Linked DNA regions of Mus musculus: regions 1, 2 and 3 are each linked to region 4. Evidence: chromatin loops called from intact Hi-C (ENCODE). Cell type or tissue: heart. All regions are shown on one strand.

What was found. A loop is a pair of places that touch in the nucleus more often than their neighbours do. Peaks named below come from ENCODE experiments on the same cell type or tissue, not always from the same donor. Only the 100,000 strongest peaks of a DNase experiment are listed, where the experiment ranks them.
Region 1: it touches region 4 in a loop (1.9-fold over the local background); 4 of 42 quality-filtered maps call a loop at or near these places.
Region 2: a loop joins it to region 4, with 5 times the contacts of the local background. A loop is called at or near these places in 25 of 42 quality-filtered maps.
Region 3: a loop joins it to region 4, with 2.4 times the contacts of the local background. A loop is called at or near these places in 22 of 42 quality-filtered maps.

What each region holds. Positions count from the first base shown.
Region 1 is chr11:49,792,640-49,795,139 of GRCm38, reverse strand. Gfpt2 (glutamine fructose-6-phosphate transaminase 2) reads right to left here and starts at 985. Exons shown (of 19, transcript NM_013529.3): 1 at 897-985. The coding sequence starts at 903. Gm36507 (a long non-coding RNA gene) reads left to right here. Exons shown (of 4, transcript XR_003949545.1): 4 at 1-902. In heart, no CTCF peak of the experiment used is centred here; DNase peaks (open chromatin) are centred at 189, 1,009 and 1,839; H3K4me3 peaks cover 1,897 bases; H3K27ac peaks cover 1,617 bases; H3K27me3 peaks cover 278 bases.
Region 2 is chr11:49,726,703-49,729,202 of GRCm38, reverse strand. Gm36411 (a long non-coding RNA gene) reads right to left here. Exons shown (of 4, transcript XR_879826.3): 4 at 1,553-2,500. Among named protein-coding and RNA genes, the nearest start is that of Gm36411, 14 kb to the right of the region's middle. In heart, a CTCF peak has its summit at 1,151 (motif pointing left); no DNase peak of the experiment used is centred here.
Region 3 is chr11:49,710,829-49,713,328 of GRCm38, reverse strand. It overlaps Cnot6 (CCR4-NOT transcription complex, subunit 6), which reads left to right and starts at 607. Exons shown (of 12, transcript NM_212484.2): 1 at 607-975. In heart, a CTCF peak has its summit at 1,021; DNase peaks (open chromatin) are centred at 538 and 1,088; H3K4me3 peaks cover 2,384 bases; H3K27ac peaks cover 1,823 bases.
Region 4 is chr11:49,843,883-49,846,382 of GRCm38, reverse strand. Gm36507 (a long non-coding RNA gene) reads left to right here and starts at 86. Exons shown (of 4, transcript XR_003949545.1): 1 at 86-168. In heart, a CTCF peak has its summit at 1,208 (motif pointing right); a DNase peak (open chromatin) is centred at 1,222; H3K4me3 peaks cover 816 bases; H3K27ac peaks cover 798 bases.

The sequences.
Region 1 (2,500 bases), 51 kb after region 4:
AGCCTTCAGCAAAGTCAGAGAGGCGCCTTTCATGGCTTCAAAAGTTCCACCAGGTTCTCCAGCCGCAGGGGGCTGGAGTGGGTAACTGAATCCTACTCAAGGCAGGAAAAAAAAAAGCGCACAGTGACCTTTTGTCCCAGAAGTTCCCGGCTTTCCCCGGCCAGCCAGCCAGCGGAGGCGGCCCAGCCAGCCAGGAGGGTAAGGAATTGCAGATGTGCGCCCAGGGCGGCCGCCTCCCTTCTGCTCTCAAAACCCGGCTGGACACCTCGGCGTCGCTCCGGGCTGCGCAGCTATCCGGTCCAGGGCTCCCGCTCCTAGCTTTGGGCCAAGGCTCCGGGGAAGTCACTATCTATCCTGTCGCCAAGAGCTCGTTCCAGCAAAGCTTTTCCACAGTTCCCACCCTTCTAGGGACAGGAGATTCTTTTTGAGTCGCAAGCAAGATGGGCAAACCTTTCTGAGCGCACCAGGAGCTGTTTGGGACGCCCCGGGGCGGGCTGCTGACACCGCACAGGTGAGGTCTCCTGTCCTCGGTGGGCGCGGCAAACTGGGACTCTGGACCACCACTCCGAGCCCGGAATGATGAGGTTGCTCGTGGCGGCCTTTGTGGGCCAAGTGAAGGAAGCACCCTCCTGGTGGAGACACCTCTGTGTTGCGGGGCTCCTTTTCTGGGACCTGCCTCGTTGCCCCTGCTCTGTGAGGTCCTGGCTTGGTTCCTCTTACACGGAGTTTAGTCGTCCTCCTCCCCACGCCCCCATGTCCCCGAGACGTCACTCTGGGTCCGCGCGCGGGGAAGGAAGGCCTGGCTAATGAAAGCCCCACAATCGCCGCCCCTAGCAGGTCCCCTGTGCCTGGCTCTCTGGCCTAGGCTCTGAGGGAGAAGGCCGCTGTGCACTCACCGCACATGGTGGCTCCGATCGCTCCAGACGCTCAGACGACTCGCTGCGCCTCGCGCTCCCTGGCTCAGGCTCCCGCCGCTCGGTCTCCTGCCCTTATAGCCAGCCAGTAGCCCTCCGAGAGGGGTGGGGCTGGGGCGGAGCCTCCTGCCGCCTGCTTGCTCCTTATTGGTTTCTGGTTGTCGTGACAACAGCGGGGGGCCCCCAAGACTCAGGGTAAGGGGTGAGGGGCGGCTCCCAAGCTCCAGTCTCTACTGTAAGGGGAGGGAGGAAGCCCAATCGGTGGTAAACACCTTGAGTTGGAATTTTGAGTCAGTCATATTAGACGTGAAACTTTAGCAAGGGGGACAGATCGCTCCGTGCCTCAGTTTCTTCATTTGTAAAATGTGATAATAATAAAATGTACCTCTCAGATCCTCCTGAGGTTAAGGCCAGACAGACTGTGTAGACACAGAGTACAACCAATCTGTCTCTCTCTGTCTCTGTCTCCCTCTCTGCCTTTCTCTCTCTGTCTCTCTGTCTCTCTCTCTGTCTCTCTGTCTCTCTCTCTGTCTCTCTCTCTCTCTCTCTCTCACACACACACACACACACACACACACACACACACACACACACAGAGTGGACTCCTATTCTTGCAACATGCCCCACTCACTATTCCAAACTTCTTTCAGAGCAAGAAAAAGTAGCACACACTAGGCTTGTGAACTTCTTCCAAGCCTGCCAGGAGCAAACTGGGCTTGGCTGAAAAAGGGAGAAAATTGAAGCTCCTTATTAAGATATAAGATATTGACCAAGATGTGCCAGAGCCCGGACCTGAGAGGTGCAGGGGGTAGGCATCCCCCAGGTCTAAAGGAAAGCTGGGCCGCCCCGGAAACCGCCCCATAATGGAGATGCGCTGGCAGACCCGTCTGGCAAGCCGTGAGCCTGCATCCAAGCCAGGGGCTCCACCGCCCCACAGTGACCTGGAGCCTTGGTTCGACCCTGCGACGGATGAGTCACGAGGCTGGCTTTCCCCCGCCCTAGTTCCCGGCTGTCTCCTCCTCTCCTCTCTGTTCTCCAGCCCCCTCATCTCCTGAGAAAAGACCTGGCCCAATATTTGCTCACTTTGAAGCCATCTGTGTGTGCATGGTTTAACTTAAATAAATAAATAAATTGTTGAAATCTAAATCAATGGTATTCCCCAATTATAGTTTTTAAAGAGAAAAACTAGCGTAAGTCTTGTGTTTGGCGTTTTTTTTTTGTTTTGTTTTTTTTTTTTTCCGTAGCTTTGCAGCTCCCTGGGAATGGAGGTGTTGTGCCCACTGAGGAGTTTGAAATTCGATGGTACTGACTGAGAAGGTTGGGCTGAATCATCTGATGCCTAAAGCTGACTCAGGAGCAGCACTGCTCCTTCACCTCAGCGACGCAAGGTGACACTCATTCATTCATTTACCCATTCATCATTCATTCCCAAATCTGCACTTCACATCTCTCCTGGTGATAGGAACTTAATGAATGAAGACAGATCCAGCCTCCTGGCTCTTACAAAACAATGGGTGGGGCAGACACTAAGCTGGTGGTCACATAGGAAATTGGACATCTGACATCTCTGTAGAGAAGGCCCTGGG
Region 2 (2,500 bases), 120 kb after region 4:
ATCGCTTCAGTTGAGTGATGATGAGGAGAAGTGGATGTGTTCGGGGAGCAGCATCCACCGTACTTGGGAGACAAGAAAGGGGAGTGCCTAAGGCTCTAGCCGAGGGGACCAGAAGTAGGTATGTCTAACCTTTTGATGTTTTGAAGTGGCCTTATTCACAAGCAGGTTGAACATGCCGGATACAGCATGTGGTCCACTGATAGAACCTCAGCAGCAGATGGATAGGGCAGCAGAGAGAAGGCATGAGCTCCTTTCCATTCGGGATGGTGAGTGGGAGGTAACAGTGGGTGACTTGCCACAGGCTCTGGTAACTTCATGGAAGAACACAGACAGAGCACACAAACCCAAGAGTTTTTATATCACCAAGTACACCAATATGAAACATTGCCTATCTTGAACTCCAAGTGTCTCCCATCGCCTCAGTCCCTTTTCCTGAGGCCCCCGCCCTCAACAACCTCATGCTCACTACTTTCAACACATGTTCAGAATGTGCTGGTACTTGCAGTGGTCTCTGCAGAAGTTTGAAGAGCCCAGGTGTGTGTGTGTGTGTGTGTGTGTGTGTGTAACTATTTGAGTTACATGTAGGCCTTTAGAACTCTGGAAGCCTAAGGACACCCAGTGGCAGTGTTGCAGAGGAACCAGGCAGATGCAAATGCAGGCATCTGGTAGGAGGTACAGGCATAGACATAGCATGTTAGTGTTCTGTCACTGAGACAATCAATGCACAAAGAGAAGTTTGTTATAGCATGGAGTAGCAACACTTGATAAAATATGCATACTCTGTTGCATAAAATCATGACAAGGATAAATAATAATGCATTACAAATTTCAAAATTGCTAAAGGAGCAGCTTTTAAATGTTTCCAGTTTTAAAAAGATCATAAGCATGTGAGGTGATAGATTTCATAATTATCTTGCTTTAATCATTCCCCATTGAAACCATGTATCAAAGTGTCAGGCTGGGCCCTGAAAACACTCAGTTATCATTTGATAATCTTTAAAGTGTGCATGGCTTTGACACCAAAGACTCAGATTCTGTCTTCCTGAGGGGAGTCATCATTTTAAAACAAGACAGATAAGAAGCAGAAGCAGCAGCTGCCTTGTGGTGCTTAGTCAAAGATGCTAATAGCTCCACCTGGTGGCACTCAGGGAAGTTACAACACCTTCCTAAAGGGCGAGTTCCCCTTCTTGGACCCAGCGTTATCTCTTCAAATATTCCTAACACTTCTGCAGAAGAGATTCTCACCTTCATCTTATTAATGGGGAAGGCAAGACTCAAACAGCGCAGATGACATCTCTAAAAAATTCCCACATCTGAGATGCTGAGGAGAACTGAATCCCAGCTCTGTTGTCTGTGCCAATGGCTTAGAAATCTGGCTGATCAATAAGACCATGCAGGCAGCCTTTGTGAACTGGTGGTGAGGCTGTTAGGACCACTCATATGCATGTGGATTTTTGCCTTCCTAAGCAAAAAATTAGTGTACTCACTATAGATGGAGATTGGGAGATGCCATCAGGACAGGGAGTGACTGGGACCAGAGATGGACTCTGAATAGTGCTCCAAGCCTTATTTTTATTGTCATTATTCTCTAAATAACACACTACAGCAATCAGTTACACAGCAACGACAATGTATTGGGTATTGTAAACAGTCTAGAGATAACTTAAAATCTATGGTGTCATAGGCATGAGTAAATGTATACACATATGTGAAGTTAGATGTCATTTTATTAAAAGTTTGGAGCATTCTTGGGGTTGGGTATCTTGAGGGGTGGCATGTAACCTGTCCAGAATCTCTATGGAGGGATGACTTTTGCACACATGTACATTTAACAAGCATGGGCAAGAAAGAAGAGAAATATCTGGAGGTTAGAAACGAACTCTCAAGTATCAACTGACTTAGCTGTGTGCATTGGCTTTCTGCTGTTTCCTCAAAACCTTACAGAAATGAAAGCCCAGGTATAAAGGTCCTAGGGTCCCCTGACATAAGGGGGAGGGGATGCCAGCAGGTAAAGTATCCCACAGTAATGGGGAGTGGGCAAATAGGGCTATGGCAGTATCCTTGGAGGTGCTCGAGACCTCCAACCCCGGGTGTATTCTGGCATCCTTCCCAGCTTCCTGGCAATGACCAGCAGTGCCAGCTTGGGAGAAGGGTGTCTGTAATCCCTGTCTGTGTCGTGATGACATCGTCAGTCAAAAAGTCCTACCCCAACATCCTGCTCCTTTCTTCCACGTAAATAAGAACAGGAGGAAGAGAGCCAGCCATTAACACTCGAGGGAAACCAGCTTCCTGAAAAAGGCAAGCCAAGAAAAGGAGACTCAAAGCTATGACCTTCACAGTCACGGGGACAGTTCCGGAAGTGGGAGAATAAATGTCAAGGAAAGCTAATTAGAATCCATGGGGAGATGAGAAGTGACGCTGAGTGCTTTGTTTAGCTAAAAGATGTCTGCGCCTTAATTTCTCTCTCCTGTTGGTTCTGAGACTCATCGCAAATACGTTA
Region 3 (2,500 bases), 130 kb after region 4:
CATGTCCTGAGTAGACTATGTTAGCCCTCGAATGCAGCTATAGTTCGTTACTTAAATTAGGACCCCATAATTTAAAAAACAAACAAACCCTGCCTATTAATTATTTTTTTCCTGCATAGTTAGGGCAGGAACAATTAGTTGACTATTGAAGAGTGTAAGTTTTCTTTCTCGGAAGATCAAGACACTGGATAGGGTTAAACGTCTGAGAATTTAATCTGTGCTCCCAAGTGATTGACAGGCCAAGGAAAAAGCAAAATGAATCAAGAGGAGGAAAAAAAAATCAAGGGTAAAGTGGAGATAAAAGTGGACGAGAAAGAAAAAGAGCAACTAAACCGCGGAGAAACAGCTTTAGGAGAGGAGGAGACAGAAGGCGCGGAGAAGGAAAGGCGCAGAGAGAGCGGGAAGAGAGGCTGGGAGGGCGGGCAGGAGCGCGCCGGGCCGGCTCACTGCTCCGAGACCGGGGGGAACGCGGACGGGGCTAAAGCGTCGGGCTGCCAAGAGTCCACCCCCGCACGACGCGGGATAGTCGCGCCCAGCAGCGTCAGCCAATGAGAAGCCGGGATGTTGGAGAGGCGGCGGTGAGCGGGGCGTTCGCTGGCTGGGGTGGGAGGGGGACGGCGGCCGCCGCCATGATGCTTGTTTGCTTTCAATGAAAACGAGGGGGGCGCGGAAGAGGAGGCGTCGGCGTCGGTGGCGGCGGCGTCGACGGCGCGGAGGCGAAGGCGGCGGCCGGCGCGGCGAGGAGGGCGAGGCCGGGGTCCGAGAGGGCGGCAGAGCGTAGCGGCGGCTCGTGGGGTCCGGGGCGGCCGAGGCGGGCGGCTGAGGAGCGGCGGCCGAGGAGGGGGAACAAAGAGCGGCGGCGGAGGCGCTGCAGCAGCGGGCGGGACTGGTATGGTGGTTCCACAGGGCAGACCCCGCTGCACTCATCGGGAGGAGGCGGCGGCAGCGGCGGAGGAAGGCGGCGCAGCTCGAGAGGTGAGCGCGACGGGCCCGAGCGACGTCCCGCCGAGGCTCTGCTGCCTGCGCTCCCCCATCCCCCCCCAGGGGTCGCGCCCCGGCGGGGACCCCGAGCGCGCACTCGCGCACAACTTAGGAGTTCTCGGAGTGACGTCTGTCCGTCCCCCTCCTTCACACACAGCGATCGCCATCCCGTCGGTCCCCTGGCCGCGCCCCCCGCGCGGAGTCCCGGGGCTCGGCCTGGGTTGGGGGTGGGGGGTGGGAGTGTTGATTGACGGCAGTGCGGTGGCGTACAGAGGGCGGTGGCGTGAACCCTGGCTTCTCGGACCCCCGCCTCCGGCCGGTCACGCACCTCAAGAGAGGAGCTGGGGTGCCGGGACTAGGGACAAACCGGTGGCAACTTTGGAGAAGTGGCTGTGCTGGGGGGGGGGGGGTGTGCACTGTGCGGCGTGGAACTTGGCACTCCGTGGATTGACTTAATGCTCACCCTTTTTCTCCTAAAGTATTTTAAAGTCCGTTTAACGCAGATATTGGTAGGGGCGGGGCGGATTACGTGGCCAAAGAAGTGATTATCAGCTGAAGAGATTATTGGACTCAGGACTCAAGTACTAATTTCTGGAAGAAAATTTCCCTAGTTTAACCTAGTTTCAAAGACAGTGGTTATTTACTTTGGTGACCCCCCCTTCCCCCCCCCCCCCCCCCCCGCCTTGACTCTTTCTACCCTGACAACGGTCTTCAGAGACTGCTCATAAGCAACTGTAATTCTTTACTTTTAACTGTTTCTGCAAGTGACAACATTGTGCACAGGCCATCTTGTTACTGTGTTTAAATAATCTGCTAGAATTTGAGTACAGGTAAACCTGTTTTACAGGTAGATTGCCTGATTGACTACTAGGTCTAAATTCTTCTCTGCCTCTGCTTGGAATTTTAACTTTGGAGAATAAATGAAAAAACAATTCGGTGTGTAATAGCACTGTCTTTCCCACACTAGAAATTTTCACCATCCCGCAACCGTTCTGTAGGCTGGTCAAAAGATTGTGAAGGCGTATTTTGCTTTTTGTAATTGCTGCCAGTCTTTTGAAGTTGGCGCTTTGAAGAATACATTTTAGAATTAAAATTACGTGGAGCCAGTGGTCTAGTCAAATTCTCTGACCTGGCTCTGAGGAACCAAGCCTAGAATGAAGAGACTGGATCAGGATGTTAGAGTTAGGAGGGTAGTCATAAAGCAGACGTTAAGGGTGATATAGTTGTTAAGTATTTGGGGTTTGGAGAAGGAAGCGGGTATTTTTATCAGGTAGATATTAAAGTAGGTCAGGTAGCCATTTCACAGGTGCACAGGTGCTTGCTAACGTGGACAAAAATGTATGTGGCAGACATTTTCTAGTGTGACTGGAATATTCTTGAAAGAGAATCCTTGTATAAGTTGAGATGTATTATGGTTGCTGGGAAATTTCAGGCTTTTTTTTTTTTTTTGAACAGACATAGACGCTGATATACAGAACTTGGTCCTGACTACAAATAAAGGCATTATAGGAATTTGCCT
Region 4 (2,500 bases):
ATTGTCAGGCCTCGGTTGTAGCAGGTGCAAATGGAGAGGCGACTTGGAAAAGGACTAAAGACAGCCGGGTTAGACAAGAGTTCTGGGCATGATCAAGGACTTGAAGCCTGGGAACCTGGAGTACAACGGCCCCGGAGGAAGAACCAGGACAAGCCGCGGGGCCTTGGGGTTTGTTTTTCACTAAGGCAGATGCCACACTGAATGGGATCATAACAGGGGTGCGGCCAGATGTCCAGAAGGTGGGGGTTGGGGAGACGGTGACCATGACCCTGATGAGTCAGTGACGGGTATAGCCTAAAGAGGCCTCTTATAAGAGACAAGTTTCTGCTTTGGTGTAGAGGGGTGAGGAGGGTGTCCGTCCAGTGCTGAAGGGCTTCTAGACAGTGGGTCTTTAACACTGCTGCTTTTGTTGACGCTTCTGCAGACCTCTGGCTCTCAAGTAGGTTCCAGAAGGTCTGAGGTGAATCAGATGTTTGGAAAACTCAGAATTTGGGATTCTGACTACTCTGTGTTTTGATAGAGAGGCTGCAAGTGAGACAGGGACGTTGAACACACTGAGGGAAGCTACGAACAGGTTAGGCTGAGGACTGGTCAATAAGGGATTGGAAAAATGGAGACAGTAGTTGACAAGTGGTGTCTATGGTGGTAGAGCTGTAGTCACAAGATGCCAAGGAGGAGCCAGGGAGAAGGACTCTGCGTATAGGAAGATCAAGAGACTAGGAGGCCCCATGAATCTCCGCAGAATTTGAAGAGAGCTGTGACTCTGGTTTCAAGCACTGAACTAGGGTGGTGGAGGCTCAGAGGAGCAGTAGGGTCGAGAAGGGGATCCAGACAATCACAGTGTCTCTGTCCTATTCTGCTTTTATATTGGTGTGACAAGGCACAATGACCAGAAAGCACTTCGGGGAGGAGAGGGTTTATTTTGGATTAGAACTCTGAGGTCACACTCCATCGTTAAAGGAAGTAGGAAACTCAAGGCAGGAACCAAAGCAGAGGAAGTGGGGGAACGCAGCTCACTAGGTCAGGGATGGAACTGCCTCCAGTGTGCTAGGCCCTCCCACATCAATCATTTGTGAAGAAAATGTCCCCACAAACTTTATTACAGACCAATCTTAGGGAGGCATTGTCTCAGTTAAAAGTCTCTCTTCCCAGATAGGACTAAATCGAGTTGACCAAGCCCAACTAGCAGAGTCCTCCTTTGGCCACCCCCATGCTGGCCACCAGGGGGAGTATGGTTTATTCCTGCTCAAAATTCTCCTAGTTCCTGAGTGTGCTGCTTTGAGAAAGGTTCTTTTTGTGAGCTTCTGTCCACACCTGTCCTCACCTCGGCTCTTCCCGTCACTGCTTTAGAAGCTCCAAAGAAAACAGAGCCAGCAGTTGGCATTATTAAAAACCAGCACAGCCTGGCTACCATTGTTGCAGTTTCCCTGAAGAACACTAATGAGTGCTTCCCCTCAGATTAGAATCCCTAGACATCCAAGACTGGTGTTATAGCCAACTCAATGCAAAGTAAGTAACCACAAATCATCATGGGTATGTTTACCCAGTAAGTTTCCCATTCAGATTCTGTTTTTTTCTACAGACGCTGCTCTTTGTTCTTTTTTTTTTCAAAATAATGGTGAACATACTGAGGTGAAATGACAGGGTGGGGTGGAATGGCGGGAGTCCGTGCTTTGAATGAGTGCACAGAATCCTGGGCGAAGCCTCTAAGTGCAAAGATCCCGCCAACAGTGTGTTGTGTCGTGGGCTCCATACATGGACACTGACGCCTGGTCACAGTGGCCGGGCTGGGAGGAACAGTGGAAGAACTTTTGGCAGAAGGAAGTTCTTACCGAGGCTGGAAAACAAAGCAAAGGGCTGGGTCTGAGACTTTGAAACACATTTGGGCCAAGTGCTCAGAAGGAGGAGGGACTCAGAACGGGGAGGGGCATGTGTGCTGTGTCCACAGAACCACAGCCACCTGTACTGGCAGGAGTGGTAGGTAAGGAGATTGGAGTGATGCGGCCTTTGGGGACAGAGTGGCGTTGGTGACCATGGGCTGATGGGCACATAGGCCGCCTTGTTTATTGCTCTGCCTTATTTAGACAAATGGGTAAATGGTTGCTTTTGTGCCACCTCTTCATCATTTAAAACTGAAAGGGATTCCAAAACAAAAGCAACAACTCCATTGTTGGGTTCTCTTCACAAAGGGCTGTGGTCCTGAGAAACTGGGTGGAAGATACCCCTACAGGTAAAGCCCCAGTTTTCCTTCACCCTATTCTTCCTGTGGCCCTTACCTATCTGTCTTTGCAGCATGATAGGCTGGAAATCTGGCTGTAAGGTAAAGGGCAGCCGTTACGGGTGGTAAGCAAGGAGCTAAGTGATGTGATTCAACGTGCATTTTAGAAAGCTCACTAAGACTTGTAAGATTTGAAGAATGGCGGGCTAAGACGACAAGACCAGTTGAGAGCTACAGCAAAGGCCATTTTGAGAAACTGAAGCATGGGTTGGGGCTATCTAT